2 separate regions of the Homo sapiens genome follow, and region 1 is linked to region 2. The links are chromatin loops, found by intact Hi-C in ENCODE. Cell type or tissue: K562. All regions are shown on one strand. Each heading gives the region's core, and the rest is flanking DNA. Links, peaks and the distances in the headings are about the cores only.

Region 1 (2,930 bases), core at 164-2,663, 350 kb after region 2:
CTTCCTGAAATTGATAAAGAACTTTAGAATGTTTTTTGTTTGAAAACCGGTATAGAATGTATTCATTCTTTAATGGCACATTACTCCTTTATCATGAATTTTTTAAAGATTATGACAATGCACTTGCTGCTCCAGAGTTTTTGTACCCTTCACTAGATACTTGGACTCCTGTAAATACCTTCCTAATTTTGTGGATTTTAGAACATAGACTAAATGTGTTCTCAGGACACCCAAGAAGTCAGACTTTCACATATGTAGGCAATTAAAATTAAGGGGTATACAAATGATTTACTCTGAAAATACTCATTAGTGCTTTGAAGTCTCTTTAAGAATTATGTAAAATACAAGCTACAGAGGCAGAGACAGGAAAAAGTCAAATATATTTTTGCAAAAATTCAAAGACTTTTTCAACTCTTAATTTTGGAAATGACCAAAGCAAAGATATTCCAAATGAAACATCAAATTTCTTCCAATGAAGTGAAGTGTCAGAAGGGCTTTATAAGCTTTCAAATGTTGTAGCACTGAAGCCATTCCATTCTAAAAGTGCTTAGTGATAGACCTTTTGCATTTTTTAGTAAGTTTCTGTTTGGGCAAAAGGAATCAGATCTAAGTCCTAACTTGTAAAATATAGAACCCATAATAGATAAAACATCGTAAACTGTTTTGTAATGTTCCTATGCAAATGAAAGGGAATAACAAATTTGGTGACATATTAGAGTCCACTCAGAAGACAAGAACTGCATGGTAAAGTGGGAAAGTGTAATATCAATAATTATTAGCAAGGGATTGGAGTAATGGAGGATTGCCTCATAGAGAATGAAAAACCTAAAAATGAACAGGAGTAGCTGATATAGAGAGCAGCCACCACACCTGGCACTGAGATAGAGCGCCCAAGGGAGAGTCCATCCCTTCCCAGGACTGAGGTCTAGACCTCTTCAGAGAGAGTATGACCTTGGCTCATGGGATAGCAGAAAAGTTTACTGAGATGTTACATTGGTGGTACTCACTAGAAATCTAGTCTGGAGTGCTGAGCTGAGGGAAGCCATCTACAGGGGCCATGCCACAACTTGGAAATCACTGCAAGCTACCTAGAAGGAGTGCCAGAGAAGTCATCCAAGGCAAGGTGCCTAGCTGGCATCTCTCTCCTTTGAAACCACCTGAGGGGAGTATGCCAGGAAAAGCCATTTATGGGCTCTCCACTTGCTGCCTGTCTGCTGTGATGCCACGTGATGCCACCTGAAAGGGGTGTACTGGGGGAAGCTACTGGGGTAGATGGGTGGGGGTGTACTTATGTTTCTGGTCACCAGTACTGCTGAAATGAACCACAGATTCTGTAGGAGACCCATGAAAGTGAGCACACCACACCAGGAAAGCATTCCTTCCTTCTCCAGTGTCTCTCCAGCACCCTCTGCTGACAAAGTCTAAGATTGGACCACATGTCATGGGAGAAATATCTGCAGAGTCCACCTACATTATTTTAGGACACTCAAAAAGGGTAGATTTCTGGCTGAGAGGCAATAAATTGATAACTGACATAACACAATCTAGTGACAGATAATTACTATATTTTTCTTCTACTTTCTAGTCAGGTATAGTTACTTCATTTGAAAAATGTGTTCACATTAAATGCTCAAAGAATTTGGGAGTTCAGTACAGTCTATCCTAGATAAATCTATTATATTAGGTTGCTGCAAAAGTCATTGTGGTTTTTGCCATTACTTTCAATACTTCAGAGATCCAGGTATAAATTGTGTAGATTTGTAAGAATGACTGTAGTCTCAATAGATGTTTGTGAAAATTGAGTTGAATTACAGTGTTTCATTTTAAACTACTTTTTATTAAGATATGAGATGATGGGTCTTTCCTCTTGATGAAATGCTTTGAAACTTTATATACTGGAGCATAATTCTGACAGTTATTGAGAACTGTTGCAACATTGGTTATTACAAACTGTTTATGGCAGAAAATGAAAATCAGTTCAAATATTGTCAGTGTGAAGCATCAAATGAGGAAGATGCATATGACACAATCTTTCCTGAATACAATTCTATATGTCTAATTTGTGAACCCCCAACATAATGTCCCAGATCTCCTAGTCATTGAGTAGTCATCGCATTTCCTATGTTTTTGTCCAGTGAGGACAAAGCCTTGTCTGCGTGACAAAGGCTGGGCTAAAGCCTGTTACAATACAGTCCCATGTTTAAGCAAGTCATGTCTGATAGAAAAACAGACTGGCAGGGAAGATAACTGGGTTATGATTACTTAGTGTAGATGAGAGTTTCTGATAGAACATAAACTGCCCGCTTCAGAATCACTTGACATGCTTCATAAAATGCCAATTCTTTAGCCTTTTCTAGGATGGACTTAGACATTGGACATTTTGAACATAGGAACCTGAGTTCCTATGAGAATCTACATTTTGAATAGGTCCCCTAGCTAATTCGCACTTTTACTGATATTCGAGAGCCGGGAGTCAAGGTGATGTTCTTTTTTCAAAAGCAGTATTGGCTAGGGTCATAGTAGTGCTGGTTAGTGAAGCCCAAGCAGGTCACGCTGTTATCATCTCACAGGTAATCAAAGCTTTTGCATTTGCCAGGTGTAGGGGCCAACTTTGGCTGCCTTAAGAAGAATTATTGGAAGCCTATGATGGTATAGCAAATAACTTAAGGATCAGTGTTGGAGAGAGAGGATCCAGGGCATCTCTGAGCATGTATGTAAGCAGGCACTAACTGACGATCAGAGCTGGGTTGAGTCAGCTTCAAACTTTACTGTTTTTTCCTGATCTTTGCACATTTAAGATGAAAGAGAACCTGCTAGGTGCACGCTATGGAGTAGAAAATTTTTAAATAGGATGTTATCAAGAAGGCAGAAGGGATTGTTACTCTATAAGATTCTGATGTTAAAATTTTATACACATGATAACTCTTGAA
Region 2 (2,930 bases), core at 149-2,648:
TACTAGAGATGGTGGTCTGATTTCCTGTAAATCAGGCTGGCTATAAGTCAGAAGTAGGCTGGCTTCCTATAGATTATGGGTTGGTTTCCGGGGATGATTTTTGCAGGCTATGGATCAGAGGTCTATTTTTATATATGGTCTGGCAACTTTCTATTTGTATATTCAATCTTTCAGTACAAAATTCTACAAATTAACATATGTGTAGTAAGTCAAAAACAGATACATTCTCCTAGAAAATTAAACAATCCTTTGTGTAGGCCTATTCAGCAAAATTCTAGTATGGCATTGAGAAAACACCCTACTTTCCCTTTACCTTATTTCCAAGTTTTTGATAATGTTTTACCACTGTATATTAGAGAAGGATAAATATAGAGGTTGTTAGAAATTCATACAATTCTGGAGAACATAGACACTAGATAAGAACTGGACAGAAGCACTGTAATTATTTCAGAATACATTTAATCCAGGAGGAAAAGGCAGTATTAGAAAGATCTATGTTGGGCAGAGTTTGAACAGCATTCTTCAATCTGCTTTACCAAGCATAAAACTTGTATTTTTAAATCTTTGTCTAATTTACTTCTTTAATTTATTTCTCAGTTGGTTCACACTTCAAGAATTGAAGAGACAGATGTTGTCTCTTTTTCTCCTCACATCTTAACACTAATTACTTCCTACAAGGTATCATTCAATAAACCAGAAAAGTAAGATCAATATCACAGATGCTCTTGACCAATGATACAAGGGAAACTGGACACATAAACCTTATCTTTTGCCCTTCTCTCCCCCATCAGAGTAGCACATGAGACAACTGTACTCAGCTTTGTAAATTATTAGCCAAATTTCTTAAAATTCTTAAATTCCTTACTGGCAGGTGGCTACAATCTACTGACGCATGTGTGTTTGAGAAATAGACATTTTTCTTTTCCAAAAATGTATAAAATAAAAATCCTTCCATGCCATCTTTTGGGTGTTTCTGGCATTATGTTATTTGTCTTTACATATATAGTTGTTAATTTTGGTAGGTGTCTAATTATGGACCACTATTTCATAAGACAATGGGACAGTATTGTTAATGGGAAACATCTTCAAAATATAATATTAACTTTAAATACAAATTTAATTAACTGGTCTCAACCATGAGGAAAAAGTCTATATTTATAATTCAAATTTTATTTAAACTCTACCTTCTCAAGTACCGTTGTTATGCAGCTTACTCATTTCTACAGTGCAATTTATAACAAAAATATCAATCACCTGGTTATCCACTAGATGTCAGTCCATCCTCACACTGAGGTAACAGGTAGACTATTCATCTGGTGACAAAAAAAAAAATCTGAGAAGTCATATACTTGCCTCCCTCCCAGTGGCATGAGGGACACCACAAGCAGGCCAACTTTCCATTCTTTTTTGTGTAATATAGGCTCAGATTGCCTTTATCATTGGCTAACTGACATTGGCAAACTGTGGTCTCAATAATCTCTTGCTTCCCTCTCATTAAACATGGCAGGCTCCAACTGAATTTGAAGGGAGTAATCAATGCTTTGTTTGGCTGTGTTAAATTCATGACGCAGAATGGAACTGAATGCCAGGATCATACGATACAAAAATAAATGTGTCTCTCAATCATGTGGTTCATTTTTAATGACCCCCAGAATGGAACATTACACACCCATTGACTGTAACCATACTGCCTGGCATGACTTTAGCTGCCAGCATCCTCAACAGCATCCTCCCAACAAAGGCTCAGGGTATATTTAGGATGCACAAAATTTATAGTATAATAGTTCATATGCTCTTAACTTCATATGAGCAAGTATTTTAATCAGGATGATCCTGGTGCAGGCTCAGAGGCATTTATGTAGTTGATAATTATGGTTTCAGAAGCTCTTTGCAGGGAACAGTTTACATTGGCAGTCTCTAAATCATATCTAGTTGAGTTAAAGCTACATTTGCCAAAGTGTCCTCTGACAGACACTGGTCCTGTAGGATGTGAATAGATTATAATAAAAGGATTCATAGAGGAGAATTCCATGGAATACTCTGGAAGAAACAGAATCAAACATGTTTCTCTGATGCAGGACTTCCCAGCACTTTTAATAGTGTCATGTGCAAATATCCAAGAAGAGGCTGTAATATGTGGGTTTTCTTTTTGATTTTAGAATAATTATTTTACAGAATATTTTGCCAAAGAAGTTAATTTTGAAAAAAGCAAAAGAGACTTCTGGACTACAAAGAGATACTTAGTCTCATGTTGCCCTTCCACCCTTTCTTACTGTTTTTCTTTCTCTTTCCTTCTGCATCATATATTGAACATATTTTATGTGTCAGGCACTATGCTGGAATAAAGTAATTTAGGTGTCATGCTGCAAAGAACAAAGGGTATTACTAGGGCATACTTTTTCTAGTAATACATAGAAATCCTTGTATCTAGGTACATTTTACATTTGGAAAGTTTCAAGGTCTGCAGCCCACCTAAAATAGGCACTGGCTATTGCCGTTGGACCCATGTTGTATCAGGGAAGGAAGTAGTTCTCTATGCAGTCAAAGGAATTCTTTCAGCTGGATTTGAAATCTTTTAGTGAGGACTTGACAAGAAAAGTGTTTAACCAACAGGAATTTAATGGGAAAAGTTTGGAGTTGTCGGCAGGACAGAGGCAAGTTTTGGAACAGAATTAAGTGATCCAAAGAGCCTGCCTTAAAAAACTACATAAGGGAGAGTATTAGAGGGAAGAAAAGGGTAAAAATGCACACACAGAGCAAAAATGAAGGCATGCCATGGGAATATGCCATGTCCAGTGGAAAGCAGGGCCCTGTGGCTGAAAGGAATATTCTTGGTTTGATACTTCTCTATTGTGAGCAGTACCAAGACACTTTGTAAAGTGCACATCGAGACCTCAATGAGGCAAATTCAGGCTGCTAAATATAGATGC

Evidence for each region. Peaks named below come from ENCODE experiments on the same cell type or tissue, not always from the same donor. Only the 100,000 strongest peaks of a DNase experiment are listed, where the experiment ranks them.
Region 1: a loop joins it to region 2, with 5 times the contacts of the local background. A loop is called at or near these places in 75 of 110 quality-filtered maps.

The regions. Positions count from the first base shown.
Region 1 is chr3:30,778,355-30,781,284 of GRCh38, reverse strand. All of the region lies in intron 13 of GADL1 (glutamate decarboxylase like 1), which reads left to right. Among named protein-coding and RNA genes, the nearest start is that of GADL1, 110 kb to the left of the region's middle. In K562, for the core only: a CTCF peak has its summit at 1,401 (motif pointing left); no DNase peak of the experiment used is centred there.
Region 2 is chr3:31,130,701-31,133,630 of GRCh38, reverse strand. No RefSeq gene overlaps it. Among named protein-coding and RNA genes, the nearest start is that of MIR466, 30 kb to the left of the region's middle. In K562, for the core only: a CTCF peak has its summit at 1,284 (motif pointing right); no DNase peak of the experiment used is centred there.